4 separate regions of the Homo sapiens genome follow, and all the other regions are linked to region 3. Evidence: chromatin loops called from intact Hi-C (ENCODE). Cell type or tissue: endothelial cell of umbilical vein. All regions are shown on one strand. Region 1 overlaps ANO10 (anoctamin 10). Region 2 overlaps SNRK (SNF related kinase). Region 3 has its middle 63 kb from the start of SNRK. Region 4 has its middle 42 kb from the start of TOPAZ1.

Region 1 (8,000 bases), 320 kb after region 3:
TTGCATAATTCTGTCTGTGAGCATTCCTGAAGCCAGGGATGTATCATAGTAATGCCTAGCATATTTTAGCACATAATAAATATGTATTCAATGTAAGCATTTGATTTGACTAATTATTCCCACAACATTAGGAGAACACAGAGCAATGTTTTATCCAGATAACAGCTAAAGAGCCCATGGAAAGACTAGTAAATTCCAAGATTATCACAGGAATAAAGGAAACAAGAGGAGGAAGAAAAAAAACCCAGTTCCATAATTCTATTCAAAAGCACCCTAATCCAAAAATAAAAAACCAACCCAACTCATGCTCAACAATGGGAAATGGTGACCAGATTAGTAACTTAGTTTGTTGTGGGCTCCTTTGTAGGCTAAGTTTTAAACTGAATTCTCAGAACTTAATCAAACCTTTCAATTAGGTGAAGAGACTTCTATGACAACAGATTGTTTTTCAGAAACAATGACAATAATAGCTAACAAAACTAAACACTTAATCTTGCCAGGCACTGTACTAAACATACTGCATGCATTTATTCATTTAATCCTCCTAAGTTTGTAGAAGTAGGTACTCATTTGAAGACACAGAGCTAGTCAGTGGTGTAGCCAGGATTTGAACCCAGAACCTATGTTCTCAACCACTATACCATACTGCCCAATATAGTTTGCCTTTTCTTATAAATGATATAATTTTAATATTTTACTTAAGGGTTTTCTTAGTATACTTCTCAAAGGTACATTATCAAAGTCCTTATAATTATAAATTAATTCTTAAGTAATTGGCACTAACTATATGTACACTGAATAAAAAAACTATATATGACTCATTCATTAATTAATAAACGTTTAACAAGCAGTTACTTAATCACTTGAAAACAAAGAGTTAAAGTAACTCTACTGAGTTACTTTATGAAGCTTCTCAGTTACTGAGGCTTCATCATATGCTGTCCTTGCTCATGCTCTCAGGAAGCTCGATCTGGTAATGGAGCCACGTGATTGTCATACAGTTTTAGTAAATGATAACAGTGACTTTCACAAAGGGTCCTAGGTTATCCAAGGATGGAATGGAAGCCAGGGGAAGTGAAGGGGAAGGAGACTAACAAACATCTGGCATTCGACTAACGCATTTCTTCTGTAAGCCATGGACACCCATGTGAGGGCCACAGCGGAAGAGAAATATGATCAGAGTTTCATTTAGGAATAACCACTCCAGCAGTAGAGAGCATGGGCCAAAGGAGGAAAAGCAGGAAAGCCAGAAGGCTTTCCTTCTGTAAAAAAGATCTGCTGTAAAAGTTTAGGTGAGAGCTCCTGAACTGTATGCTTTAAATAAGGGAATTGTATGGTGTGTGAGTTATGCTCACCACAGCTGTTTTAAAAAGTATGTCTAGATGAGAAATGGTAAGAACATGAACTCAGTGACAAGGGAGAGAGCCGAAACAAATATTCAGAAGTCAGAATCAGCAAGTCTTGATGAGGGATGAATGAGAGGGAGGGAGGGCTAGGCTGAGGCGTGGAAGTAAGATCAGCAGAGAGAAGAAAACAGCCATGCCACAGATAGAAGGTACGTAAGAGAGGGAGATAAACATGTAAGCAGCAAACTGTAACACAGACGGAACCAATGCAATGCTATGATGGAGAGCCTGGCCCATGACAACAAATCTAGAGCTGACAGAGTCATATGAACTAATTGCTGAAAGAGGAACTCATTAACAACAGTGGTGCTATAAACTGTTATCAATTTTCCACTTCCTCCTCTGCATCAAACATGGTGCCTGACACTTCTTGTGTACACTACCAATGTCTCCATTTTATATCCAAGGAAACTGAGACTCAAAGATTAAAAGGAAATGCTGGGATTCTAATTCAGTTACCACCAGACTTTGACACCCCAAGCTACCTCTATGCTGTGACACTACCTGCTTAACCAAATAATCATGAAAATGATAATAAAGATAACGAAAGTTTCATTCTGATACTAAGCTGGTTAGAACTGCAGCTCACATCCCCTGTGCCTTGACCAAGTACTCAGCCCTGTGTTTGGCATTTCACATATACAACCTCATCTATGCCTCGCCTTGTGAGAGTGGTAACAAGACCTGCAAATTAGTAAGCACCTGCTCAATACCAGACACATAATCAGAGTTATACATGTGTTATTTCTACTCTTTAGAACACTCATGCAAGGGAGGCTGCACTGGCCTCACTCTGAAGTCAAGGGAATGGGCTCACAAGACAAGGTGATACCCTAAGAGGCAGTATAGGGATAGAATCCACATTTGTATAGTTTCAAATATCTATAAATCTCTCTCTCTTCTCTCCCTCTGTTTCTCTCTCTCCTTCCCTCCCTCTCTCTTAGTTGAGAGAGAGGAAGAACACATGTGTGACAAAATGTTCAAAATCAGTGAATCCTGATAAAGAATATATAGGAATTATCTGTATAATGCTTGCAACTTTCAAATCTGAAACTAGGAAAATAAAGCCTGTGAGTCAGGGCACAAAAGAACCTGGAAAGGCTCAGTTCATTCTCAGAGGATACTTCTGGTATTACAGATAAGACTCAATTCTGCTTCTTTTCTTTTCTTTTTTATTTTTTTGAGACGGAGTCTCGCTCTGTCACCCAGGCTGGAGTGCAGTGGCCGGATCTCAGCTCACTGCAAGCTCTGCCTCCCGAATTCACGACATTCTCCTGCTTCAGCCTCCCAGTAGCTGGGACTACAGGCGCCCGCCACAGCGCCCGCTAATTTTTTTGTATTTTTAGTAGAGACGGGGTTTCACCGTGTTAGCCAGGATGGTCTTGATCTCCTGACCTGTGATCTGCCCGCTTCGGCCTCCCAAAGTGCTAGGATTACAGGCGTGAGCTACTGCGCCCGGCCTCAATTCTGCTTCTAAGCAGCTGCTGGCAGATGGAGAGGGGGTGCCACATGAAAACTTATTTTTTAAAAGAAACTGTAATTAAATGATATTTTTTAAACCACGAATTAAACATGCATGGTACAGGCAGGCTTGGTGGTCACCAGGCCCTAAACATTAGAAATGCAGTGTAATTTCTGGGATGAGTAGTTAACTCGTCTTCACCTTAGAAAAAGAACCAAATTTAGTAGGTAAATTGTCAGTAATTCAACATGTCTGATAGGTACATCTTGCCAAGTTTAGAATTAAAACTGTCAATTAATTTAGAATTAAAACTGTCATTACTAAAATGAAGTATTATCTAAGATTTAATATTTGGAAGATATCAGGCCATTTCTATTTTTTAGAAATTGGAGACATACATAATTCTGCAGGTAAAGTAGTAATCTTTTGCTAAAAATTACATCAAAAAAGCAAACTAAGTTTGCCTCAAAAAGAAGGATGATAATTACTTAAGGGAAATTATTTGAATATTGATTTAATCTTGAGAGCTGAACTTTATGACACCGCCAGTATTTATTTTTAACCCACAAAAAATGGCATTTTCACATGTTTTCATCTATTACATTGGTAGGCTATTCTCTGGTTCAGTCTACAAAAATTTCTTTATTTTGCAAATGAAAGTAGTGTTCAAGTGTCATCAATTTTTAAAGGCAACACTAGATGGCAGTAAATACACAAAAGTTGTGACAAATGACACAGTTCTCATAATACAGCAGTGATCATTTTTGCCTTTACTCAGTTTCATCTGTACTAAATCAAGCTTTAAAAAAAAATGAAGAATCAGGGCTGGGTATGGTGGTTCACACCTGTAATCCCAGCACTTTGGGAGGCTGAGGCAGGCAGATCACTTGAGGTCAGGAGTTCGAGATCAGCCTGGCCAAAATGGTGAAACCCCGTCTCTACTAAAAATACAAATATTAGCCAAGCGTGGTGGTGTGCACCTGTAATCCCAGCTACTCAGGAGGCTGAGCCATGAGAATTGCTTGAACCCAGGAGGCAGAGGATGCAGTGAGCCAAGATTGTGCCACTGCACTCCAGCCTGGGTGACAGAGCAAGACTCTGTCTGAAATAAAAAAAAAAAAAAAAAAAAAGAATCAGAAACCTGCGTAAAAAATAAAGTGACCTGGCTTTGGAAATGTGATCCAGAAAAGCAATAGAAACTATCAATTCATCCAATTTTAAATTTTGAGAACATTAACACTCAACATCAACTTTATAAAATTGTTACATTTTCTAAGTCGTGTTTGTTCTGTTAACAAATTCTAATCATGTAAATGTATCTAGATATTTATTTGGTTAATTAATTTGGAAAAAAAGCATCTTAAATTGCTTTTTCCATCAAGACGTTAAAAATTTATGAGAATTTTTATATATTTATAGACTATGGCATTTTTTGAGTTAGTAAAATTTCTGCTCTTATAGGGGCCATGAATAAACATATGAAAGTATAGCATGCTGTTAATTTAATATGCTACTAGCAAAACTTTTTTAAATCAATAAGAACATTATGTAGACTCCAGTAAAAAATTCTATTTTAACGTTAATTTTAAGATTTAATTTCCTTATTTGAAAAGATTTTCAGATAAAAGAGAAAAATCTTATAAACAGAAACATGTTAATTGACCCAATGATGGTTTTTTTTTGTTTGTTTGTTTGTTTTTTTTTTAGACAGAGTCTCTCTCTGTCGCCCAGGCTGGAGCGCAGTGGCGCAATCTCGGCTTACCATAACCTCTGCCTCAAGCGATTCCCCTGCCTCAGTCTCCCGAGTAGCTGGGATTACAGGCACGCACCACCATGCCCGGCTAATTTTTGTATTTTTAGTACAGACGGGGTTTCATCATGTTGACCAGGCTGGTCTCGAACTCCTGACCTCAGGTGATCTGCCCACCTCGGCCTCCTAAAGTGCTGAGATTACAGGCATGAGCCACCGTGCCCGACCCCACTGATAGTTTTGATGAACATTCTGTAACATTCTTTTTTTCCAGCTTTATAGAGGTATAACTGACAAATAAAAATTGAAATATATTTAAGTTATACAACATATTTTGAAATATGTATATCCTATGAAATGATTAGCAAAATTAATCTAATTATCATATCTATCACCTCACATAGTTACCTTGTAAAATTCAGAATTAGAATTTTAACATGATTTTACAAACTGAATGGTAGCAAACCAAAAATTTGTATTTTCTATTCTATTTGTAAATGTTACACTTTTTGGATTCATTACAAGACCAGATGGCATTCAGCTGAGGTCTCAGCAACACTAGAATAGCATTGGTAAATTTCTAATTTTTTGGCTATTTTAAACAGCTTGAGCTTGGTTTTGTCCTGACACACAAAATTTTCTATTGAGAAACCAAAGCTAGGGCCCTCTCAAATGTATGAAAGTCAATAAGGTATAAACAAAACAAATATTCAAATACACACTGTGACAGAAAGAGAGGACCCATCTGTGCCAATATAATCCAACTTCTGATCGATAGTTAACATTTTAAAATATCATAAAATAAATAGCCATAGCTTACTGCAAGCACATTGACATAAATACACACTGAAACAGCCAAAACAATCTTGAGAAAGAAGAACAAAGTTAGTAGTCTCACACCTCCTGATTTCAAAACATACTACAAAGCTATGGAAATCAAGAGTATGGTACTGGCATAAAAACAGAAACACTGACCAATGGAATAAAGAGCCCAGAAATAAACTGTATACACAGTCAAATGATTTTGCAAACTTTGCATATACAGTCAAATGATTTTCAACAAGGGTGCCAAGACCACGCATTAGAGAAAAGACAATCTTTTCAACAAATGGTGCTGGGAAAACTGGACATCCACATGCAAAAGAAATACAAGTTATAAAAACAACCAAATGAAAATTATAGAACTGAAAAATGCAGTAATAGAAATTAAAAAAAAAAACACACCTCAGTATATGGGCTCAATAGTAGTGTGGACATATAGAAGATGTTGAAACAGTGAACTTGAAAATACATCAACAGAATTCACCTAATGTGAATAACAGAAAACAGGCTGACAAAAATTGAACAGGGCCTTAGGGACCTGTGGGAAAATACAAAAGACCCAAGATTCATATGAAAATCCCAGGAGAAGAGAGAGAGTGGGGCTGAAAGAGTACTTGAAGAAATAACGGCTATAAAGTTCCTTAATTTGGTTAAAGACACAAACCCACAGATCTAAGAAGCTGAGCATGCCCCAAATGGAATAAACTCCCAAAAAGCTACACTAAGGCCCATTATGATTAAACTTTCAAAAATTAAAGATACAGGGAAAAAAATCTTAAAAGCAGCCAGAGAAAAAAGGATCCATTAACTACAGGCGAACACCAATTGGAATGATATATTTCTCTTCTGAGACCATTGAGACTAGAAGGAAATACCAAAATGTTTTTCATATGCTGAAAGAAAAAGACTATCATCCATGAATTCTATGTCCAGCAAAACTATACTTAAGAATGAAAGAGAAAAAAAGTTTTCAGATGAAGAAAAAATTAAGAGAATTTGTTGCTAGCAGACTGACCCTTTAAAAATTGGCTAACAAAAGTTATTACAACAGAAAGGAAAATGCATTTGTTTCTCAGGGTTGCCAGAACAAAGTTATCACAAACTATTATAGATGGCTTAAAACAGCAGGACTGTATTTTCTCATAGTCTGGAGGCTAGAAGTCCAAAATCAAGATGTTGGCAGGGCTATGATCCCCCTGAAACCTGCAGGGAGCCTTCTTTGATGCTTCCTGGCTTCTTCCTAGCCTTCCTTGATGCTTCTTACTTTGCCAGTTTAGACAATGACAATTAAAACAGCTGTTTTTATACAATGTGAAGAGACAATAAATAAATAAATAAGAGGAGGCATAATGGTTAGAACCTAGAGGGTAACAGCCAAGTATCCCTAGAATGTGCAGATTAAGTGAATCGAGTGAGGATTAGACTAGCAAAACCATCCTGTTTAACACGAGACTAGCCACCTGCAGAACAGTATTTATAGGCCAGTAAGTCTCCCGAATTAAGTAAGAAGAACCAGGCCCTCAATATGTGATTAAGGTATCACTAAATACAAAAGAAAGCAGTAGGCTAATCAATGGTAATATATTGAGCCAGCCAGGAATCTAGAGAAAGTGAGGGCAAAAATCAAGATGTAGACTGTAATGAGCTCATCCAGCATTGCTCAGAAGCTAGCGATGGACACCAAGAGCTGGCTCATGAGAGAGCTCTGCTCTGTGTGGAGGTAGGGATGGTTTTCAGGTTTTCTGCGTATTTCAGGATATTACACCACTCCTGCTCTTGTTCTAAATTTACCAAGAAATCTTCTAATAACCAATCCACCTTCACTTTAACATCCACTGTTACGGTATTGGTAAAGTATCTTTTTATTGTAAATTAACCACCTGGCTTTCTGGTCAATCCCTTGTAAGTTTCATGAGTTTTAAGTTTCAGTCAGTCCCAAAAGCCTTTAATTAACTCTGAGTATACTGGCAAAGACAAATTTTTAGATCTGTGAAGTGAAGTGCCATATTCTAAATCAAGAAAGCACACTACAAGCCTAGCCAGCTGGTCTCTCCCTGTCAAAGGTAACTCTGTCTTGTTTTCTCACTTCCACAGGTCATAAATCAGCCTTGCAAATAGCTCTCCAAAATTCTATTCAACTTACAAAATTCAAAATAGACTACTTGTATCTGTCAGGGCCATTTTCTTTTCCCTCCCACTCACTGCTGTCTAAAATCATTCTCCAAAATGCATATTCCACATATAGCATCTATCATGAACACAGATTCCTACCAAATACAATAAGAGCCAAAAAGAGCAAAGCAGAATATATTTCTTTAGCCAACACTGGAAATGTGCAAGTTCATGATTTCCTTTCCTCTGGTCAGCCCTGAGTCCTAAGGCCTTAAGTATATGAAACACCATTCAGGATCCTCCTAAGTTCTGCTTTTATAGAGTTCCATAACTGTTTTGTTTTTAAAATATCTAAAAATGAAAGGTGGTTACAATATTCTTGACAACTATAATTACAAGCAACAAAAAAAATTCCTACAAATTATTCCATTTACATTTGGTTAGTGCT
Region 2 (8,000 bases), 120 kb after region 3:
TGAACCCAGGAGTTAGAGGTTGCAGTGAGCCAAGGTTGCACCACTGCACTCCAGCTTGGCAATGGAGTGGGACTCCATTTCCAAAATATATATATATATATATATATATATATATATATATATATATATATATATATATATGTTACATGGTATTTTAGTTGTTGTCATCAGAAGCATCATTCATTTTTTTCTGAAACAGAAGTGGGCTTGTATACTTTATTCTGTATGTCATTGCTGATCCTTGAATTTAATTCTGGTATGTCACTAAGCCAGCAGTTAATTCAAGAACAGATGTTGATACCTATAGTTAATTCTGGATGATAGGGAGCTCTTATTTGTGCATTTGGCTTATCAGCGTACCTGGAGGTTGTGATTTTTTATTTTATGACTGCAGTGGCACTAAATTTTTATTATTCCCATCTGCCCCACTGCCACCACTAGTGCACCTAATTTAATTGATGGTATAGGAAATCATTTTTGTTAATAAAATGATCCATCATTACTGATCCTTGCAAGCAGTTTGCTTTAACAATGGACTTACCTTCCTTTCCAGCCTAATCACACGGATGCTACAGAGAGATCCCAAGAGAAGGGCTTCTTTAGAAGAGATTGAAAATCATCCTTGGCTTCAGGGAGTGGACCCTTCACCAGCTACAAAGTATAACATTCCCCTTGTGTCATACAAAAATCTCTCGGAAGAGGAGCACAACAGCATCATTCAGCGCATGGTGCTTGGGGACATAGCGGATCGAGACGCCATTGTAGAGTACGTCAATGCCCGTCAGTACAGAGGGCCACAGGTTTAGGATTCTTGGAATGGGCTCTCTCTACTTAACACAGCCTTTGGACACCTGTGTAATAGATAAGAGTTCCCAGTTGGCAAGAGTTGTGTCATTTATCTCTAAAGTTCTTGGCCCAGGGCCTGACACAGGTTTTTTTTGGTGTTTTGGTTTTTATGCTAGTGAACAAGTAAGCCATTGCTGGGTGGTTTCAGTGAGTGCTGTGGCCTTTTCCCCATTCTATAGGGGTGGAATGAAACAGCTTGTTTTGTATCCCAGTATGTACCTTATCTGTGGCACTATTCTCATTCCTCTGTCTCCTGCCGGTCCCCACAGTGATAGGGAGAACAGTACCACCTGCCTAGAGTCCTCTAAGTCAGGAGTTGGTAAATGCTGCTGGCCACACATTTTTATAAGTGAAGTTTTATTGGGCCACAGCCATGCCCATTCATTTAAGTATTGTCAGTGGTTGCACTGTGCTATAATGGCAGAGTGGTTGTGGGAGAGACCACTTGGCCTACAAAGCCTGAAATATTTATTATCTGGCCCTTGAGAGCCCCTGCTGCAGCCACCTGGAGCCTGCAAGTTATACAAGTTGTTAATTACATCCTTTAAAACCAAAGCCAGTTGTTTTTTTGTTTTTGTTTTTTTTTTTTGAGATGGAGTCTCGCTCTGTCGCTCAGGCTGGAGTGCAGTGGCACAATCTTGGCTCACTGCAAGCTCCGCCTCCCGGGTTCACGCCATTCTCCTGCCTCAGCCTCCCAAGTAGCTGGGACTACAGGTGCCTGCAACCACGCCCGGCTAATTTTTTCTATTTTTTAGTAGAGACGGAGTTTCACTGTGTTAGCCAGGATGGTCTCGATCTCCTGACCTCGTGATCCGCCCGCCTTGGCCTCCCAAAGTGCTGGGATTACAGGTGTGAGCCACTGTGCCCAGCCCCAAAGCCAGATTTTAATAAACAGTTTGGAATCAAAGATAATACAGAGGAAAGAGGCATTTGCTTTTTTCTGATAATGATTAATTTCTATAAGAGGTCCTGACTGTAAAAACAAGGAATATTTCCACAAATTAAAGGTCAGAAGTTATTTAATTTGTTGAATGAAACAGTTGGGTATGTTCGAAAGAGAGTATGCTCTAGGAGGCAAAAAAGGGGCTCCCATCAGGAGGGCCCTTTCAGGATTTGATCCAGTTCCCTGACTTCGGGGAAGAGAAGCCTGTTGGCTGGACCTGCAGACCCCTGCTGTGTGTCTTCGTGCCACACACATGCCCACTGGGAGGCTCTGATCCCTGAGAAGGGCAGTGTCTGTATAAAGGACACTTTAGAGTGTTTTACATTACTGGAAAGAAAGGTTTATAAAAATAAACCCAGGTTCTTAATTTTGGTTTAAGCACAATTTTCTATAAGTTTCCAAATGTATTATGGTTCTTTACAGTATTGACTCACAGCTACTTAAATGACCTAAACATGTGGTGGAGACGGGACACTTGCTGTTTCTGCTACAGACACTGACTTTTGGAATGTGTAGAAAATGATTTTTCACTTTTGAGTGGGTAAAAGGCTGTTTGTATCTCTCTGAATTGGCCTTACGTTCTTAGCTTAAATAAATACATATATACATGTAGTAGTGTCATCTAGAACTACTTAATATAAATTCAATTATAAATCCAAAAGGTAGTGCAATTTAAATGGTTCAGGTGACTCCAGTTTGCCAGTTTGTTGGTTTCCCGATAGCTGGGTGAGCGTCTTGCTGTCCTCTCAGCTAGCCTCACTCCGTGCTTGCTGCTCACATCATGAGAAGCTGCTTGTTCTGAGGGTGACTCCTGAGTTCCAACACACACCTTTCTCTCACAATACATTTCCAAACCCAAGCCAACTCCTGTATTTAGTACTTGGCTGAAGAAACTAATAAGTCATTCTACCCTTGAATTTCACCTTGGATACTTCCTTTGTAATCTCATGCCTCAGCCTGCCCTGCCCCCATTAGTTGTGACCCCAGTGTACATTTTGAAAAATGGTGTCTCTTGCTTCTTTCCTAAGTGTTCATTGTGTGAGTATTTTCAGTAACTACAGAAAGTTTCTGAAAACGTAGTTACGTATTTCCTGGCCTTGTGGAATCCGCCAAAGCCAAAGCACACTCCTAGTATGTATGTCCTGTGACAGGTCAGCTACAAGAGAGTGGGCAGGGCTGTGGGCCTTGGTGGGCCTTGTGTCCCAGCACCGTGTCTAGCCAGACTAGGTACTCGGTGAACATTACTTTTTAAACGGATCAATGACTACATTGATTTTATTCAAAGCAATTGATGGTGACATGCTTTCAATTTCTTTAATAATTCTGTAGTGCCTAAATTGCCAGTAAATGCAGAGGGAGTATGAAAATAAAAACATTTGCTAAGTTTTCTGACTGATATTAGTACTTCAGTGCACATTCATGTAACACAGACTTCGTCTTCATGTACTTCTAGTGGAAGCAAGTAAACCACCTGAACAAATACAAACACTGTACACACAAATTCAAATTTTGAATAATGCGTGCACTTATCTTATGTGTCTAAAACTGACGTCTAACTCAGCTGCTGTTGGCATTTTGGATTTTTCTCTCATTTACGAAAAATCTTCATAAAAATATGAACATTTTTATGCAGTTGTTTTTAGAACTTTGAGTGACCTAAATAACTACTAGTTTGGTTTTTTTCTGGTTTGCATTTTTTGCATAATTTTAAAGATTCCAGCCATTGAATTTAACTTGCTTGTACTTTTAAAAATCAATTCTGCTTCTTGTAAAAAAACCTCCTGATATGGCTGACGTTTGCTCTCACCTTGTTTTCCTCAGAGCCCTGGAAACCAACAGGTATAACCATATCACAGCCACATACTTCCTGCTGGCTGAAAGGATCCTGAGAGAAAAGCAAGAGAAAGAAATACAGACCAGATCTGCAAGCCCGAGCAATATCAAGGCCCAGTTTAGGTGAGAAAAAAATCTTCACTGATTTTAGTAAGTTTAACGTTTTGAAATAGCGAACTTTTTTTTTTTTTTTTAATGCTTCCTAACTCTTTGGGGCAAGAGAGTACAAACAGTGATGACGGCCTCATTGGAGAGGCCACACACGGGCTCTTCAGGTGTACATGAGGGTCTGGGTTCCCTCGTCACCAGGGATGCCGTCCCCTTCTGGGCTCAGTGGGGACCGGGGCTGTGTCTGTTGGCATGGTCAGGAAAACATGTTTGGAGAAGCAGCCTCAAGCCAGAGTGTCTTGCTAGTTATTTTCATTAAATTCTTCCAAATCCAACATGTATTAATCTGTTATTTTCTTTAGTTTTTCATTCTAGGAACAAGGCTGAATTTTCCCTCAGTTATTTGAAGTAATTTTTAAAACTAAATAGAGTATTGCTATGCCACAGTGTTCTCTCAGGATTTCCGGGATTGGATAGTCAACATTAGCTAGTTGATTTCTTAGCTGCTTGACCTTGGGAGGTTGCTTAACCTCTCTATGACTTAGCTACCCGATCTGTAAAACAAAAGTAACAATGCTATTTACCTCATGGGGTTGTGGAGAGGAATGATGAATTAATATATGTAAAGCACTTAGAACCAGGGCTTTGTGTGTTTGCCATCACTGCTGGGAATATTTTACCACCATTGTCTTCAATAAAGTCATGAACGTGCTGCTCCCCAAGCCTTTTCTAACCCCCTCTCTCCTCCTCCTCCTCTCCCCCAGCCTTCCCACTTTGCTTTTCTGCCAGAGTAACTTTCCACTTAAAATCAAAGCATGGAAAGGGCTTACTTTTTTCATTATCATCATGAAATTTATTTCGAGTTTATGCACTCAGATAAAGTAACCCATGGAACTGTAGTTCGAAAACAGAAGAGTGCTGCTGATTCTGAGTAAATCTGTGTGTACCTCCAAGTATTTATGAATATATGTGTGTGAATATTATTGTGAATAATAATATTATGATTGTAAAAGATTAAGAAAGCCATTTCGATTTTAAGTTACTTGCAGTTGGCTCGCCATGTGAACTTTGTTGCTTGGGTGGAATGGCAGAGTAGGGGGAGGAAAACATTCCCAGCTTGCCAAACAGTAAAGATTTAGAAGTCTAGTTTAACTAGAACATGAATTTAGTAACTTTATTCATATCTTGGATGCATTCCTCTGTAATAAAAACTAGGCACACTGTCTAGTGTCTGCTTAGAAGAGGACTGAACCCAGGGAGTGAGGAAATTCTTGGGGATGAGATAAACCAGAGACTGATGCTCAGAGGTTACGGTCAACCTAGTCCTGACCTGAGCTCCCTGGCAAGAAAGAGTAACCCCAAGGCAGATCATCACTACTCGCCAGGTGCACCGAGACTGGAGCTACCACCAGGCTTCTGGAAGAGAATATTTAGATTTGAACTCTCTTCTATTCAGTGAAACATACCAGAACTCAGTCTAAAGCTGATTGTATATGTGAGACCAACATTAGCTATAAAGAAATAGTAGGCCAGGCACAGTGGTTCAACCCTTTGGGAGGCCAAGGTGGGAAGATCCTTTGAGCCCAGGAGTTCATGACTAGCCTGGGCAACATAGACCCTGTCTCTATAAAAATTAAAAATAAAAAAAATTTAAAAATACCAGAGCTTTCTGAACTGTTTTCCTTTTGCTGTCATGGAGACTCTGAAGTGGAGAAGCTATGAGCACCTTTTTTTCTATGGCACAGGGCCCACTGGCAGTGGCAGTGTCTCCTGACTTGCCTTCTCTTTGTTGTCACTGTAACGTTATCGACAAGACCCTGGACCTCCCTTGGTTCCATTGCTGGGTATGCCTTGTGGTCAGAATGACCTAGGAGGTAGAAACCTGGACTGAGTCAGGAGACTGTATTTAAAATGGCAACTAGCTGGGCAGGGATGGAGGAAGAAGGGTCAGGCCAGTGAGAACCACAGCCACAGAGAACAGATACATGCTCTGTGGCCAGTGGGTAGTCTGGAAGAATTTGTGACAGGCCAGTTGAGATGAGTGGTTAACAGGAGACTGATATCCAGTCTCCTAGCCGGGCTGGGTGTCTTCACAAGCAGTTCGGTAGGCAGAAAGAAACAGGGATTTGGCCTGCAGGTTCTGGAGTCCAGGGGCAGGGTCCTAGACCTGGAATTGAGGGAGAACACAGGGACTCCACTAGAGAATGAAGTCCCAGATGCCATCTCAAGAATGTAGGTATAAGATGTGGCTTAGCTGAAAGGAGTGGTGTTGGTACAGATAGGATCCTGCAGCAGTGAGGTGGTGTGGTATTGGGAGTTGTCAAATCAAGTAGCTTAAGGTTTCTTAAATTCTAGAACAGATTCTGTTTCAGATATAGTAGCACTAACTTTGTTAAAAATATGAATAATTGTAGGGCTGCCCCAGTACATTCGTATGGAAGAACATGAGGTCTGAGAGAAGGGCCTAGGCATTTAGAATTATTTCTAATTGAGAACTCTTAGGACTGACTGTGTCCGGGGCCTGTCTGCAGACTCCGGAGACTCTTCCTCCAGCCTGCCCTGTAGAGCCGAGGACAGCACTGTTGGAACTCTCTAGGGAGGAGCCAGATAGCAGGGTAGGCATCTCATAGACTGCACCCAGATAGTTCTGGAATGGAAAACCAAGAAGTTAACCCATAAGCAGGACGTGGCCACACAGTGTTAGTCATTGTTCGGTTATGACCACTTCAGAGAATACTGCTTCTTAGCTTCAAATTTAAATTTTTTTTTAATGACAGGTTTATTTTATTAAAGGGGAACCTGTGCAAAACAAAAGAAAACTTGCACATAGCAAGTCTAGTAGATATTCCACATACAGTGGCCACTGGTAAAATTTTGTTCCTGCTTTATTATTATAACTATATGACTATACCCCCCTGGGGAGAGAGGATAGTTGACAGTTCAGAGACGTTTATTCAGAATAGCAGCTAGAGAGCCTCATTTAAAAAATTCATCTTCTTTGGGTACCAAGCAGTATTCTTGTTACTTTGGCAACTCCAGCTCCAGGTTGGGAGATAAAATGAAAGTTTAAATAATGGTGAATTTTGTTATTCACTACTCTTGTATGGGCATTTAAAAATATACTTATTTAAGGCTGGCACGGTGGTGTGCGCCTATAGTCCCAGCTATTCGAGAGGCTGAAGTGGGAGGGTTGCTTGATATCCCAGGGGGTCAAGGCTGTAGTGAGCTGCATTCATGCCCTTGCACTCCAGCCTGAATAACAAAGAGTGAGACCCTGTCTCAAAAGCCAGATATTTATATTTAACTTAGTTTTTTTTAATTGGAGAAGAGATTTTTATATGTTTTTGTATGATGTATACGTGTTATAACTTTTTTAAAATTCAGATCCATTAAACTGTTTCCATTTCATTTTATAAACACCAAGTTCTTACCCCATGGTAAAATCAGGAGCCCTGGAAATTTCAGGTGAATTTTATTTGTAGTAATATACCTTTATGTGATCTAAGAACCAAAGAAACAAGACGTGGTGTTCAGGTTTTGCTTTGCCAATAACCTCCATGGGCTTCTAAAAAATGTTTAGTATAAAGCTTTTGTATAGAAAAGATGGAGTAGCTCTTTGCCCTATTTTCTTTTCTGACACCTGTGATGAAGTTTTCACTTGGCCAATAAGCCACAAACTGAACCATGTTTCAAAACCACATTTGCCCTTCTGGTGGCCTTGCTGATGTTTACAGGATGTTGAATGGGTTTGCAAGGCTGCTGCTTTTTTCTTTAAGTCTGTAGATTTTGTCCCAGTAAGTTCATTGTGATGTACTTTACTATCATCTGCATAATGATTATATGGCTTTTTTCCCCCCAATCTATCTGTTACATAGGCAGTCATGGCCAACCAAAATTGATGTACCCCAGGACCTTGAGGATGACCTCACGGCCACTCCTTTGTCCCACGCGACTGTCCCTCAGTCTCCTGCTCGGGCTGCTGACAGTGTCCTCAATGGCCACAGGAGCAAAGGCCTGTGTGACTCAGCTAAGAAAGATGACCTCCCTGAGTTGGCTGGACCAGCACTCTCTACGGTGCCACCCGCAAGCTTAAAACCCACAGCCAGTGGGCGGAAGTGTCTGTTCAGGGTGGAAGAAGATGAAGAGGAAGATGAGGAGGACAAGAAACCCATGTCCCTCTCAACACAAGTGGTTTTGCGCCGGAAGCCATCTGTAACCAACCGCCTGACATCCAGGAAGAGTGCGCCCGTCCTCAACCAGATCTTTGAGG
Region 3 (8,000 bases):
GGGAACAAGCATGATTTGGGTGAGTGGCCTTTTCAATCACGGAGTCCCAATTCTCTAGGACTTTGGCTATCTCACGGCAGAGTAGCTTATAAATTTTTGCCAATGCAGTAATTTTAACAGTCATTTTCAAAGCAGGCTTCAAAGCACTGGTGGGATACAAGAATTCTCCTGATGAGTGCAAACTGCTTTCCAAAGAGGTAAATTCCCTCTGCTCCTCTGAGTGAATGCCACACAGTCCTCCAACTGTCGCTTTTATGGAGAGTTCATTGCTTCTTACTAGTAACCTATTAAGAGAATCAGTAAGGATGGGTGAATTTGGAATTTGTGAACCAAAAGCACTGTGTGACCTGAATACTTTAATTCAGGCTTCTACTCCAAATTCTGTCATCCGTGCAGCAAGCGGCAACCAACAAAATTTCTGCTGTGCATCCATACCTGTAGATGTCTGGAAGTCCCACACTTAGAAGGAAGCAAAGTTTGTTCTCTCACTCATCAGTGGCTACTGCTGTGCTATCCACATAGCTGATTGCAGATAATCTGCTCTCCCTTGCAATGTTTAGGTTTCTACATTTACCACATCAGTATTAGGGTCTTCTAATTTTCTAATTAGATTGAAAGATATGCATCCATTGTGGTTCAAATAGGAATCACCAATACTCTTCATGCAAAAGCAAATGTTACACAATACCACTCCCTCCCAAAAGAGCCCTGCTCACACAGCAACATTTTGTTATTATACACAAGTCTCATGGTTTTTCCATAAGAATGTGTAAAAGGGTAGACTAGATGAACATTGAGTCTTTTGCTCCACTTAAGTGGGTGAAAGTAAAAAATATTTGAGGATTATTTTTCTTCTCAAGGAAAAATTTTTAGATGTAATTTTTTATTTTTTGAATAGCTTACATATTCTTACGATTCAAAAGTCAAAATAATATCAAAAGGAATCATTGAGAAGTTTTTCTCCACTGCTACCCTAGTCTATCAGGATCCTCGCCTCCATCCCCTGGAGGTCACCACTTTATTAGTTTCCCGTATATCCTTCCAGTGTTTCTTTATGCAAATAGAGATGTATTTCACTAATGCATAGAGCTCCCCTGCCCCCACATTAGCAGGTAAAGCTGAAAAAGGTAGATAAAAGCATAAGTGACCTCAGAAGACTGAAATTGCATCTGAAGTCTATCTCCCTATGATCCTCAGCAGCACAGGTATTTTTTTTTCTACACCTGATTCTTGGGAAAATGATGGAATAAAAAGAGTCTTTTTCCATCTCCCTAGCTCTGCTTTTATACTCTTCTGCCCCCTCCCATGTCAACACCCCATAAAGATCTCTGACAAAGTTTCGCTTTCTGTTCTACAATCCACCCCTACCTCCAATAAACACACCTGTTAAGGGTCCCATCACATCAGTGCCTGTGGGGATGGGCAAATGGATTCTAATGTATATGGTATTCAAGGAGGAGGTGGCTGGCTCATTCAAATCAAGGTGTCTTCCCACTGTAAATAGTCCTTCAAAATGGATCTCATGGGGAAACTTCATACTGGAGGATATCCCAAACATGCAATGTTCAACATATGTATGGAGTGCTTATGTGCCAGGTGCTATGGCCAAGTGCCAGGTGGAAGGGTGAATGGGACACAGATCCCACACTCGCAGACCTCACAGCCTCATGCGGAGAGTTACAACACGTTGTAATAAGAGTCATGAGGAAGCACAGAAGAAGGGCCCCTAACCGGGGTGGAGAGCTTGGAGAAGGCTTTGCAGGGGATGCCTCATTAAAGCTGAGGCCAGAGAGGTCAGCAGGATTCAGCCAGTCCGTGAGTGGGGCTCTGAGGCAGATTATGCACAAAGACCTTGGGTTGAGCAAGCTGTGGCTCATTCCTTTTCTCTTACAACTTTCTCTTCGACTGGCAGAGGACCTTCTGGAGATAATTCAGGTAATCAACAGAGTGACTTTAATAAAGGGATAACAGCAGCAGGAGTTGGAGCTTCTTGGGAGTGGGTGGAGGTGTGGAATCCCTCATATCACAACACATGGATGTGGGCCTCGCTCTGTGTATGGTCAGGTTGGGGGTGCTACCAGGCAAGACTCAGAAAATTAGAGGCCTTCTCTCCTCAGCCCCCCACATTTATTCTAGATACCATGCATGGCTTGGAAACCTCGGGAAAGCTCATGGCAATGGGAACTTCAGGGGGAAGGCCTTGAAATGTTAGTGAGTCAGGAAGTAAATCAATCAGATTCCCAATAGAAAACAGATGGCACGCTCAACATAGGATGACCTGGGGAGGGAATAGTTACAAAAGTGCAGGTGGGTAGGGGCACAACAAATAGTGCAGTTGCTAGGCACTTACCGTCCTTACATCTAAAGGAGGGAGGTAAGGGACAGTAAGCAGAGCGCGACAGGAGACAGCGTCTCATTAGGCTCCTGAGTCTCGAGAGGAGCAGTGATCTGCAACAAGGTGACCTTGCAGGGAGGGAGGCAGAGGAACAATTTCACTGACTTTACTCTCATTCCTTCTGCCAGGCCTTCCAAGTAGCCAAACCCAGTCATACAAGAGGGCACAGGGCCTGCTGATGAGGCTGCAGGCACAGAGCAGCACAGGGCATGGATCTGGAGGGCACGGGAGGCAAAAATACAGAAGGCAGCCCACCAAGTCCTCACTGTAACTCAGGGTGGTGGGAGACCAGACAAGCTTTCTTTTCTTCTTTATGCTTTTCTTCATTTTTCTAATCTTCTCAATCTTCTAATCTTCTCACACATATAACTCCTAGAATTGGAGAAAATATTGTTTATAAATTAAAAAGGAAAACAAACAAACAACAACAATAACATCAACAAAGAATATGCATCAAGGAGGTACCCCAGGGCAGTACAAAAGCCTTCATTAACAAGAGTGGGAAAAGGAGGCCTCAAAAAATTTTGTTCCACTCTGAATAACCAGCCAACCTTTTTCCACAGGACACTGACAACAACAAAGGCAAATGCAACTGGCAATCTCAACTAAGTTCTTGGGAAGAAGAATCATTGGGGCATAAGGAAAGTGGTGCCCAAGCCCCTCTTGTTTCTCTGAAGTGAATCTTGTGGGGAAGGAGGTAATCAGAGGGAAAGACACTCAGCATTCCAGGGGCATCTGTTCAAGTCCCAGCTCAGCCACTTCATCAAGGTGAAACCTCAAGCACATCACTTGCAGACTCTTGAAATCACTGTGAGGGTCCATGGTCCTGTAAACAATTAGACACTCTACAAGTCTTCCTTGTGAGTGTCAGAAGGGAGTGCACAAAAGATCAAAACCACCACAAAAGGCACTGAAAAACACCGCAACAGGCCTCCTCTGTTGCAGCCCGTAGCACCTGGAAAGCCTGTAGCACCGCCACTCCTTGAAGCAAAAGAAAACAGTCTTGGGTTAAACTGAGCAAAACACACATGGAGGGCCAGAGGCAGGTGTGATCAATTTCTCTATTTCCCATTTGATGGCTTCCGTCTCTAGAGTTCTCCTTTTTTTCTGCCTTTTCCATGCCTCAGCTCCCTGAGTTCCCTGTGCGTGGGACATGGCCAGGAATCTCTCATGGGGGTCTCTTCTTACTTAGAGGGTGGAGGTACACTCTCAGGTTTAGGAATTCCAGTGATTTTGAAGGTGCGTTTACTTAGTGAGTTGTAGCTGGGTCTAGGGAGGCTAGAATTCCAGGGCTAGAAGTGACCTTCACACATTCAAGCATCCATTTATCCCACATGTTTGGGCATCCACTATGTTCTAGGTATTGTGTTAAGAACAAGCGACACCGAAGGAAGTAAAAGCAGACATCATAGAGAACATAGAGTCTGTCAGGAGACAGGCATTAACCAAATAATCATGCAATAGGGGACTAGTTGAATAAATTGTAGTAGGTCTACATATTGAAGTAAGGTTAAATAGAAACTCTGTGATTTGAAATTTGAATTGGAAATAGAGTATGAAATTACAATATTTCCCTCTAAAACATATTTATTTGTAGTGCTATCCACTGAAAAAGTCTGATGATGACAAGCACCCCTAGTGCCCAGATTGTGGTCTCTAAATACCATTTCTCAATATAAGAGGCAGAGCTCCTTGGAGAGATGACTGACTCCAAGGGTGAGTAGGAAATGTACAAGATGAGCCTGGTACATCTTGTGCCAGAAAAAAAAAAAAAAAACTATAAAAAACTATGAAGACTATGTAAAAGATACCCAGAGGTCAACCTGAAAGGTTTCCATTCCAGAAGACTGGAAATTCTTAGCAACAACAACAAAAAAAAATAGAACAGTAGATTAAAACAGCAATATAAAAATCCATGAGCTCGAAATAATACTTTAAAAAAAGAAAAGAAAGGAGAAGATCATGGTTCTCCACTAGAGGTTGCTAGGGCTTCAGCTCATTACTTCAAAAATTGGTAAATAGAAAAAAACATTTATTTTAACTTTCTAGTCTGTATAACTGTATTTCTGGATAATTGAATTGTTTCTGGAGAAATTTCTTTGTAGAAAAATTTCCACTATTAAATGCAGGAGGAATTATATAATTCCATCTGTGACTTTAGTGGAATAATTAATTTAGGAAACAATCATTAGTGGATGCTGAAAACCTTAGGGGAAATGTTGATGGGGAATTTCATAACAGAGCAGTGAGGCTGACACCATCTAAACCCACTGATCTATCACTATTAGTGAGATAACCATGCTTTATGTGTCTACCCAGGTGAGGCAACATGAAATATATAACACTAACGATGACACATTCTTGCCTTTGAAAAATTAATCCTGAATTTTAAAAAACCTCTAGATCTCTTACCAGTGTACAGGAAATATAGGGTACCGAAGAACAAATTAAGCAACACTGCAAAAAAGCAATCAGCCCAATCTAGATTGTGGGACATTCTACAAGATAAATGACCAAGTTTCATCAACAAATCAATAACATGAAAAAGAAACAAAAAGGAATGAGAACTGTTTTGGTTTTTAATAAAAATTGTGTACATTTAAAGTGTGCAATGTGATGTTTTGATATATATATATAATAAAATGATTACTACAGTCAAGCTAATTAACATATCCATCACTCTACATAGTTGTGTGTGTGTGTGTAGAACACTCAATGTTCTACTCTCTTAGCAATATACAATACAGTATTATTAACTACAGCTACCCTGCTGTACATCCTACTTTCATCTCCCCATTTCCTTTGCTGCACTCCCTATCCGTGGTGTTAAAAGGTAAACTTAGGTGCATTAAAATTTTAAAGAGTTTATTTGAGCAGACAGAAATTCATTAATCAGGCAGCTCCAGACCACAGGTGGTTTGGGGACTCCCCTGCAGGGGCACAAAAGGAAGACGTTTATAGGATGAGCACGAAAGTAAGGCAAAGAAAATACTTGATTGGTTAAAGTGGAGCAGTAGCCTTATTTCAGTGGAAAATCCCTAATTAGAGATTTGTTGGCAGTTTCTGTTTGGTTAAGATTAGGTAAGACCCAAGGCCTTACCTCCTTAGCCTAATGACCTCCCAACTAACTATTTTAACTATTTTAACACTGGTAACCACCATTCTTCTTTGGTTCTATGAATTTGACTTTTTAAATTCCACAATAAAGTGAGATCATGCAATATTTTTGTGTGTGTCTGGCTTATTTCACTTAAGATAACATCCTCTGGGTTTATCCATGTTGGGACAAATGGCAGGATTTTCTTCTTTTATGGCTGAATAGTATTCCATTGTGTATATTTACCACATTTTCTTAATGCATTCATCTGTTAACAAACACTTAAGTTGATCCCATATCTTGGTTATTATGAATAATACTTTCATGAACATGGAAGTCCAGATATGTCTTCAACATGCTAAATTTATTTCCTTTGGATATGTACACTGAAGTGAGATTGCTAAATCATATGGTAGTTCCATTTTTAATTTTTTGAGAAAACTCCCACTGTTTCTTCATAATGAGTGTATCAATTTTTATTCCCACTAACAGTGTCCAAGGTCCCCTTTTCTCTACATCCTCACCAGCACTTATCTTTTGTCTTTTTGATAATAATCATCCTAACAGGTGTGAGACGATCTCTCACTGTGGTTTTAATTTGCATTTCCCTGATGATGTGTGATGTTGGGCACATTTCATGTACCTGCTAACCACTTGTGTGTCCTTTTTTTTTTTTTTTTTGAGACGGAGTCTCGCTGTCGCCCAGGCTGGAGTGCAGTGGCGCAATCTCGGCTCACTGCAGGCTCCGCCCCCTGGGGTTCACGCCATTCTCCTGCCTCAGCCTCCCGAGTAGCTGGGACTACAGGCGCCCGCCACCTCGCCCGGCTAATTTTTTGTATTTTTAGTAGAGACGGGGTTTCACCGTGTTAGCCAGGATGGTCTCGATCTCCTGACCTCGTGATCCGCCCGCCTCAGCCTCCCAAAGTGCTGGGATTACAGGCGTGAGCCACCGCGCCCGGCCTTGTGTGTCCTTTTTGGGAAAATGTCTATTCAGGTCCTTTGCCCATTTTTTAATCAGGTTGTTTTTGTTTGCTATAGAGTTGTATGAGTCCCTTATATATTTTGGATATTAATCCCTGATGAGATATATGTTTCACAAATATTTTCTCTGAATCCCACAGGTTGTCTTTTCATTTTGTTGATTGTTTCCTTTGCTGTGCAGAAGCTTTTCAGTTTGATGTAGTCAGAATTGGGAACTATTAGAGAAAAGAGACTTAAACATACGACAATTGAATGAAATGAATGAGCCTTGTTTGGATTCTGACTTTAAAAAAAATCCTAAAGAGATATCTTTGAGAGAACTAATCTAATATTAAGGAATAATTGTTAACTTTGTTAGGGTGGATAATGGCATGGTGGTTACATTTCTAAAAAGTCCTTATAAATCTCAGATACGCATAAGGGATGGAATGGCAGGATGTTTGGGATTCAAAGGCAAGGAGTAATGGGAGGCAGTATTATCACTGTTGAGTGGGGTGATGAGTGTCTGAGGTTTCATTATACTCTTCTGTCTATATCATGTACATCTGAAAGTTTTCATAAAAAATTTCAAAATATCAACAAATATATGACTATAAATTGTGTGAGGTGCTGAATCAGACACCTCTGTTGTGTGACTTCAGCATCTGTCAGGCTTACCTATGCTTGCATCCATAGCTGGGGTGGATAGTTCCATGAAGGTTTTGATCATCCTCATTCCAGAGTGAGTCACATGTCGCTGATTTGTGGCATTGGATGCTAACTAGGGACTGCCCAGGACCTTGCCACCACCACATATGCTTCTACACAGCAAAGGACACAATCGACACAATGAAAAGGCAAGCTATGGATTCAGAGAAAATATTTGCAAACCATATATACTGTATGTTTGATAAGGGGTTAATACCCAAAATATATAAGGAACTCATGCAACTCAATAACAACAAAACACAAATAATCTGATTTTAAAATGTGCAAAAGACCTGAACAGACATTTTTCCAAAAAGGACATACAAATGGTCAGCAGGTATATGAAAAGGTGCACTGCCATGAGGAGCTCACAGTGTAGGGAAGTTAATGCCCAATGGGATAGTAAGCACAAGTGTCTTGTTTTAAAGGTGTATAAACTAAGACTCCTTCATCAACTGGTTGATGAAAGAGCTGGACTAGGGCTTCTGCCTTGATGCCTTCTGCAGAACTCAGCAGAGGGCTTTGCTCAAAGTGGGCCCCCAATGAGGATGTTTTGCATGATTAAGTAAATGCCTGAGCAAAAGCAGAGAGACCATAAAAACACAACACAATTAACAATGGAGAGTTCTAAAAATAGGTCTAATGAATAGACATTTCTCAAAAGAAGATATATGAATAGCCAACACACATGGAAAAAAATGCTTAACATCACTAATCATCAAGGAAATGTAAATTGAAACCACAAATCGATACTACCTCACTCCTACAGGAATGGCTATAATTAGAAAGTCAAAAAACAATAGATATTGGCATTAATGTGGTAAAAAGGGAATACTTTTA
Region 4 (8,000 bases), 980 kb after region 3:
ACCGCAACATGATTGTTTATAAAGAAAATTTTAAATAATCTATCAGTCAATTACCATAACTAATAAATGTAGTAAGGTCACAGGATACATGGTAAACATTTAAAAACCAATTATAGGCCGGGCGCAGTGGCTCACGACTGTAATCCCAGCACTTTGGGAGGCCGAGGCGGGTGGATCACGAGGTCAGGAGATCGAGACCACAGTGAAACCCCATCTCTACTAAAAATACAAAAAATTAGCCGGGCGCGGTGGCGGGCGCCTGTAGTCCCAGCTACTCGGGAGGCTGAGGCAGGAGAATGGCATGAACCTGGGAGGCGGAGCTTGCAGTGAGCCGAGATCACGCCACTGCACTCCAGCCTGGGTGACAGAGCGAAACTCCATCTCAAAAATAAAGATGAAAATAATAAAATAATAAAATAAAAAATAAAAGAACACCAATTATAGTTCTATATGCTAGTTGAAAAATAGAAATTTTAAAAGCCATACAACAATAGCTTTCCAGCCTCCCCAGCAATGGGCATGGACCACAGCTCTGATCAATGGAATGTGAATAGAAGTGATTTGTACCCCTCTCAGCATGGCTCAGAAAATCCTCTCAGATGCAATCCTCAATTTCTGCTTCCTGATCATTATAGGAAACCCTGGTTTGAAGATGGCACAGCCACGAGATAGAAGTGCTCTGGGGACCCAGGTGCACCTATCAGGAGTGACTGGGTTGTTTGTTTTAAAAAGAAACAGGGTCGGCCGGGCACGGTGGCTCACACTGTAATCCCAGCACTTTGGGAGGCCGAGGAAGGAGGATCATCTGAAGTCGGGAGTTAGAGACCAGCCTGACCAACATAGAGAAACCCCGTCTCTACTAAAAGTGCAGGATTGGCCAGGCATGGTGGCGCATGCTTGAGGTCCCAGCTACTCGGGAGGCTGAGGCAGGACAATCACTTGAACCCAGGAGGCAGAGGTTGCAGTGAGCCGAGATCATGCCATTGCACTCCAGCCTGGGCAACAAGACCAAAACTCCGTCTCAAAAAGAAAGAAAAAGAAAAGAAAGAAAAAAACAGAGTCTCGCTCTGTTGCCCAGGCTGAAGTGGCACAATCACGGCTCACTGCAGCCTCAACTTCCTGGGCTCTAGTGATACTCCTGCCTCAGCCTCCCAAGTAGCTGGGACTACCAGTGTGCACCACCATGCCCAGCTTTTTTTTTCAATTTTTTTGTAGAGATAGGATTTCATTATGTTGCCCAGACTGGTCTCCAACTCTGGGGTCAAGCAATCCCCTCTGCCTCAGCCTCCCAAAGCACTGGGATTACATGTATGAGCTATTGCATCCAGCCAGAAATGACTGATACTCCTATTAGTAAACTCATCGTGTTTGATCCATTAGCTAACATTACCTTAATTGACACAATGACCATCACTAGTGGATCAGATAAGGGAAATTCGGATGAATACTAGAACACCATCCTGCAGTTAAATGCCATGAATAGGATGCATTCATAGTTGTACACACATCTTAAGCACTGAGTGGAAAGAAAGAATGAGATCAATAAGGTGAAACTTGGAATTGATTGAAGGGCCATAACAGAAAATAACGTAGAACTATTTATGTAAATTGGAATACATTCCACTGTACATTGAAGAAATCATACATATCCAAAGACATATTATTAAATGCATTAGAATAGCTGGGGTGGAATGGGAAGGAATTTTAGGGACAAGGGGGGAACATGTAGCCCAAATGATACTTAATCCAGCAACTGAAAGGAGACAACAGGTTGAAAGATGAGGAGTCTGAAAGTAGGTGCTGTAAGTGTGACTAGCATAGAGAGACAATGGCAAAGATTCTAGACATTGTTTAATGGGAAGTCCAACGGCAGTTTGCTTCACAGAAATAGCAAATAAAAGTGTATTTAAGGAAAGCACTTTGATACTTATTTTAGCACTAGCAAAATTGGATGGCATATATTTTCTGATAGATGCAAAAATATCATAAGTCATAATAGTGTTTATGTATTTCAAAGGAAAGATTGTTAGAAACAGCAATCTGATAATGCAGGTGCTCTTAATGGGAGCCTCAAAACAGAACATACAAATTAGTAAGAATCGAGACTATTTTCCATATAACTAAGAAATCTTTGCTATGGATCTGTTAAAGAAATTGCAAAGATCCCTGAACATACATCATATGCAAGGATTCATACCTGGCCCTTAATTCTCTTATGAAACAAACAGCTTAGGACTGTAGGACATTTTCATCAAGCACATTTGAGAAGGAAGAGGATCCCACTGCTTAATAATTCTAAGTTTTAGATTCCTATGTAAGAGAAGAGGCACAGTTCCAGTTTAGCCATTTAGTAAGTGAATTATATATGATTTTAGATGAAGGTCTTTAGACAAGAGACTCGTCTCAGTGTCTAACTGCTGGAAAGGGTGCAATAAAAATACATTTACAGCCCTACAGAATAGCAGCAGCCATTAAAGTTGTACTACTGATTAAAGAAAAACTCCTAATTGAATAAGATTACTTACTTTGGTCTCATTGTAGTACTAAAATATGGCTTCAAAAAGGCCAGCTCCTAGTGATACAAAATATATCTTTTGACTGCCTACATTTGGCAAAGAGTTATACATTTGAGAAGGTGTCTGAAAGTATTGATAACATCAGAGAATACCCAAGCAGGATTTCATTTACCAGGACAAAGTAGATGATGGGGGAAATGTAAAGGATCATAATGTTCTTGAGTCATTAATGACCTCAGCAGCAAAATGTTTCAACACGTGTTTGTGGACTTTGCACTACTGTATGTCTCAAGATTTCAAGGCATTAGAATCAGGACCATAAGGAGAACTCTGTAAAGACTTTAAGATGAAAGGCCTTATCACTGCAGAACTGTTACGACATGCTGAGAATGCAGTCATCATGCCAGTTGCAGACGCTCTGCAGATGGAAATGCAGAATTACTCCAGGGGACAGAGGCAGGTAGGATGCATTATTTAAGAGATGCACTATTTAGCCAAATATGAAACATTCGGTTTAAAGTGTTCTGGGGAAAGGTGGGGATGCGTGGGAGGGATAGATTAGGAGAGTTTCCTACCTCATTCCTACAACTCTTCTTTCAAACTCAGGCAAAAAAAAATTTTAACACCCCAGAACAAAACAGGTGCATTCCTTGGAGGTTAGCATCCTGGTAGGAAATAGCCTTTGACACACCGCCATCTAGTGACGGCAGAGGAGAACTCAAAGCTCTTTCCCCGCCCCCGCTTCAAACTCACTGGAGAGGAAGAAGGAGTCGCTTATGCAGCCTGGAACTTCTTTTGCATTCTACACCCTCTCTGAAGAGCAGAACGCCCACCGGACTTTAATAATGGCAGTGCATTCTGCTTTCATTTGATTGAATTCTGATACCTTTCATCATCGTGGATGAGGATAATACCATCTATCCCTAAGGTTATTGTGAAGATAAAAGTGACTCACACTGGCAGCACTAACCACCATGCCTGGTGTAGAGCAAGCACTCAGATCTACACCAACCAGTGTTAGAACCAATGACATTCCTACATTTAAAAACTCACTCGCCACTCCTTAGAGTTAAGCCAGTCCATCTAGGCCTGTCAGGCTGCCCGACCTCAGTGACCCACAAAGGTAGGTGGCCAAAGGCAGGGGCAGGGGCAGTGGCATTTCTACTGGACAAGGGCAAATAGTCTGTTAAGTAGAAGACTTCCATTCTTTCCTTTATTTTTAGGACCATTATTCTTTCCATGACCTCCCATCAGAATTGCTTTTTTAACAATTTTTTTGGTTTCACATAACACCTTTGGGAATCTGGTAAAACATATGAGCTCCCTAGAAAAGTGCGCATGAGCTGGGTGCAGTGGCTCATGCCAGTAATCCCAGCACTTTGGGAGGCCGAGGGGGGCAGATCGCTTGAGCCCAGTAGTTCAAGACCAGCCTAGGCAATGTGGTGAAACCCTGTCTCTACAAAAAAAATACAAAAATTAGACAGGCCTGGTGATGCGTGCCTGTAGTCTTGGGAAGATGGGTGGATCACATGAGCCCAAGAGGTTGAGGCTGCAGTGAGTCATAATCACACCACTGCACTCCAGCCTGGGCAATAGAGTGAGACCCCGTCTCAAACAAGTGTGCTCATGAAATCTTACATTTGATCTTGGGTGCTCATTAACCCCTAAAGATTATTCCTATGAACAAAAGATTAATACTGCCTCATATTGACACTGCAGGTCATCTGGAAACAGGGGCATAGGGATTTTCCCTCCAGCTCCTTTTTCAGCCCCTTCCTTCCAGCACTGGGGGAAGTGACATGTGAACACATGTCATATACATGTCAACATGCCTCCTCATATACATGTTTTCATCTTTGCCCTAGGGGAGATGGGCTTGCCACTACTTTCGTTCAAAGTAATTCAGCATGTCAAGAACAGACACAAAGAAAAGCATTTCATGCCACAAAGAGCAATTTCCAAAGATCAGAGAAGGGAAATCCAAATACAGGCCTCCCACCTCCCCCGCCACCAGCCCACCTGCTGCCCATACCCTCGTGCCTGCCGCACCCCTTCCCCCCTTACCCCCCACCCCCCCATCCCACACCCACCACCATATGAAAGTCCCGGATTCCTAGTAAGGAAAACCAGTGTCCTTGAATTTTAATAAAGTGAGTTCACATCTCACTTTATTAAAGTGACCAACTGGCCAGCTTGGTCAAAACCATTTGTTCATCTTGCTGCATGCACAGCTGATCACAATTTGCAGAGAAGAGGGCATTGCTCATTGAGGAAAGGCTGATAGAAGCCTTTCAGGTAGTTCAAGCTTGACTGTCTCCCTTCTCCAAACGGGAGAAGGTACATCAGGGCTGCCCCTGGGCAGATATAGCTACAAGCAGAAGATGACAGGCATGTAAAATACATTGACAACAGAAGACTACAGACATCTGACAGGCAACTCAGGATTTTAAACAACCACTACCACCACCACAACACAGTTGCCCAGGGTGGCCAGCAGATTTGGTTACCCTTATCTTCATAAAAAGTCACACTTTCTACTAAAGAAGTGCCTAAGTTAGGGGGTGACCTAAGCTATTGCTCACTGGAAACCACAAGGCTTTCCTTACTCCATCACCAGTCAATCTTGAACCATGGAAGCTGTTTGTTGGATTGCAGTATTCCTTCGGCAGTCTTTGACATTGTACATGGCTCACTGTGATTTTAAGGATGTCATTTAACATAGCTTTTTTATATAGTTCAATAACTTCAAAGAGACATTATCTGTTCTGGATGAGGGATATGCATAGTCAAGCATGCATACTTCCAAGGTCAAGTATATCACATACCCAGCTAGACAGTGGATGAAGCAGGAAGAAGAAAGCTGGCTTTAATAGAAGTATGTTGATTTTCCTTTTTCCTCCAAGAGGGGATTAAATTTTATTTTATAATTTTGGTCTCAATTTCTCTAAATTGAGTTCAAGCCAAACAGTGCCTCTGTGGATGACCATGTGACCCTAAGCCTGGTCACCTCTAATTAGCTAGTCTCCACCTTTCCCTTTGGTCTCCTAGACAAAGCCGTCTTTCATATCTTTTTTCCTGCTTGCTTTATACTTTTCTGTTTCCTTCATTTGATCTTCCACCTCACCGATTTATTCTGCTTTGTCTACTACTGTTTATCCTATATATACATATATATATTCTTCATTTGTATTCTTCTCATACTTGGTCTTTTGATTTCTTGTTTCATGCTGCCAACACCATTCCTCATTTCAAGTTTCTTGATCATCCCTGTAAGTCCTTGTTGCATCTGGTCCAATCCTTGTTTCAGAGGGTCTACTGTTCAGTTTGCGGCACTCTTCAAGTGTCTAGTTACTGAGCCTGTGAGCTATTCCTTGGGGCTCTGAGCTCCTCTGCCTGGTAATAGGACCTGAGAATGGCTGCAATCAGGCTCTCCTCTGTCTCAGTCCTGGTGAGCCTAAGGGGTGGGCAGGAGTTGAACCACAGGCTCCAGAGAACTGCCTTCCATCTCTCCACCAGGAAATTCCTATCTTTCAACTCTAGGATGCAGCCTTGGGATGAGCTACCGTAATGCCCTTATCCCTGGGGCTTAGGGGTGGAAGGGTAGACCCAGAACTGCCTGTGGGTAACTGGGCAGCCCCCTCCTTATTTCCTCAACTCCTCACAGCAGTAGGGCTTTTTTTTCCTATTTTGCTGCTACCTTGATGTTACCTGGCCCTCACTGGGAGCTGGGTTTTTCTTCTCCATTCTAACATGGAAGGAGCAGGCAGTGACTGTCTTAGGGCAATATGGTGGAGAGGCATGAACAGAACCAAAGAGCTTTATTCTCATAACCTCCCTCAGACACCCTACACTTGCAGCTGGGGTTGCCTCTCACCAGAGGCTTCAATTGTTTAAGTTCCCAGATGACACTCCTCCTTCTTTCTTGTCTACAGTTGATTTTTCATGAGAGGCCAATAGCTCACATTGTTCATCTGGACTTGACAGGAATCACCTAGCTTATTCATAAGCCAAGCAGTATTCCCACATTTGCTACTACTTAACTCCTATAGACTTTGCTCCAGGTGGATAAACATATCTGTTGAATGAAAGGCCTCCTCAAGAATTTAGAAGAAACAGTTCTGTTGTTTCCTAGATTAAAAGTCATTTTCACTGTCTTTAGAATAATGAGACCCGTGCTATCTCACTGTGGCCCTGGGGTTGTTTTCCTAGGATTGCAGAATTGAGGAACCAAGAAAGACGACCAGATACAAGGATGCTTATTCTAATCCATTTCTTAGTCTCGTCATATAGTGGAAGGCAAGGGCCATGGTGGTCAACAGTATACACAAAATATCCACACATGTTTTATTTGCTGAAGAGGTGATTCATATTTGTAAGAGCATTGAAAAGATCCAAAACCCCCAAAGATGAAACAATCTGATGGTATGAAATGAAATAAAATTTCAGTCATTGACAGATGCCTAAATACTTTTTTTTTTTTTTTTTTTTGGAGACGGAGTTTCACTCGTCACCCAGGCTGGAGTACAGTGGCATGAACTTGGCTCACTGCAACCTCCGCCTCCCAGGTTCAAGTAATTCTCTTGGTCAACCTCCCGAGTAGCTGGGATTACAGGTGCCCATCACCACGCCAGGCTAATTTTTGTATTTTTAGTAGAGACGGAGTTTCACCATGTTGGCCAGGCTGGTCTCAAACTCCTGACCTCAGGTGACCCACCCACCTCGGCCTCCCAAAATGCTGGGATTACAGGCGTTAGCCACCATGCCCGGCCTACCTTTTAAGTTCTCAAAATGTAGTCTCATGTTCTATAAATTCCGATAATATCTAAGGGAGTCATAGGCAAACTGCTGATAAAGTGACTAGATTGCTGACTAGCCATGAAATATAGCAGCCTGCCCACTGGATGGGAGAAAGGAACATGACTTTGTATTCTCTGGCATTGGCTGCCAGATCTCACTGAGGGCATCCTCCAGGACACAGTAACTGCTGGTATGTGAGCACTTCCACTCAGCAAGTGTCTTTATCCTGGAGGTTTCCTGTGGAACCAAAGAAGTGGTGTGGGTGCTACTGGCAGAAGAGAGGAATAAGGGGGAAAGAGAACAAAGGAAGAGGTGAATATGCAACCTACTTCTGGGGTATGCTTGGTTACAAATCCATCTTTCATCAGGCTTTCAGCATCTTAGGGGTGAGATGGTCTTGATTTCATAGCTCCAGGCTTTCCCACAAAATATGTGTTCAGTAAATGAGCTAACCAGTGCATAACGAATTGAGCTAACCAGTGTATCAGTAACTTACCAGTTCTCTACTCCACAGATGGGCAATTCCAGTTTTGCCAAGCCTCAAAGTTCACTCAACTTAGTCTTGACCTAAATGGAATATACAGGCCCTGCAACTCTATTTCAAGATTGACATAACCACAGCTAAGAACTTTAAGTCCACCCTTTGGTGGACAGATCTCCAATAAACTCAACCTTAAAACCAGAGAC

The links. A loop is a pair of places that touch in the nucleus more often than their neighbours do. Peaks named below come from ENCODE experiments on the same cell type or tissue, not always from the same donor. Only the 100,000 strongest peaks of a DNase experiment are listed, where the experiment ranks them.
Region 1: it touches region 3 in a loop (8-fold over the local background); 2 of 110 quality-filtered maps call a loop at or near these places.
Region 2: it touches region 3 in a loop (3-fold over the local background); 2 of 110 quality-filtered maps call a loop at or near these places.
Region 4: it touches region 3 in a loop (4-fold over the local background); 6 of 110 quality-filtered maps call a loop at or near these places.

What each region holds. Positions count from the first base shown.
Region 1 is chr3:43,540,820-43,548,819 of GRCh38, forward strand. All of the region lies in intron 11 of ANO10 (anoctamin 10), which reads right to left. Among named protein-coding and RNA genes, the nearest start is that of ANO10, 77 kb to the right of the region's middle. In endothelial cell of umbilical vein, a CTCF peak has its summit at 3,572 (motif pointing right); a DNase peak (open chromatin) is centred at 3,572.
Region 2 is chr3:43,339,734-43,347,733 of GRCh38, forward strand. It overlaps SNRK (SNF related kinase), which reads left to right. Exons shown (of 7, transcript NM_017719.5): 5 at 554-766; 6 at 3,611-3,745; 7 at 7,606-8,000. SNRK-AS1 (SNRK antisense RNA 1) reads right to left here. Exons shown (of 3, transcript NR_046757.1): 3 at 7,186-8,000. Among named protein-coding and RNA genes, the nearest start is that of SNRK-AS1, 8.2 kb to the right of the region's middle. In endothelial cell of umbilical vein, no CTCF peak of the experiment used is centred here; a DNase peak (open chromatin) is centred at 4,238; H3K27ac peaks cover 626 bases.
Region 3 is chr3:43,219,487-43,227,486 of GRCh38, forward strand. No RefSeq gene overlaps it. Among named protein-coding and RNA genes, the nearest start is that of SNRK, 63 kb to the right of the region's middle. In endothelial cell of umbilical vein, a CTCF peak has its summit at 4,368 (motif pointing right); a DNase peak (open chromatin) is centred at 4,375; H3K27ac peaks cover 295 bases.
Region 4 is chr3:44,195,615-44,203,614 of GRCh38, forward strand. No RefSeq gene overlaps it. Among named protein-coding and RNA genes, the nearest start is that of TOPAZ1, 42 kb to the right of the region's middle. RefSeq lists an enhancer at 3,297-3,346. In endothelial cell of umbilical vein, a CTCF peak has its summit at 3,224 (motif pointing left); a DNase peak (open chromatin) is centred at 3,207; H3K27me3 peaks cover 197 bases.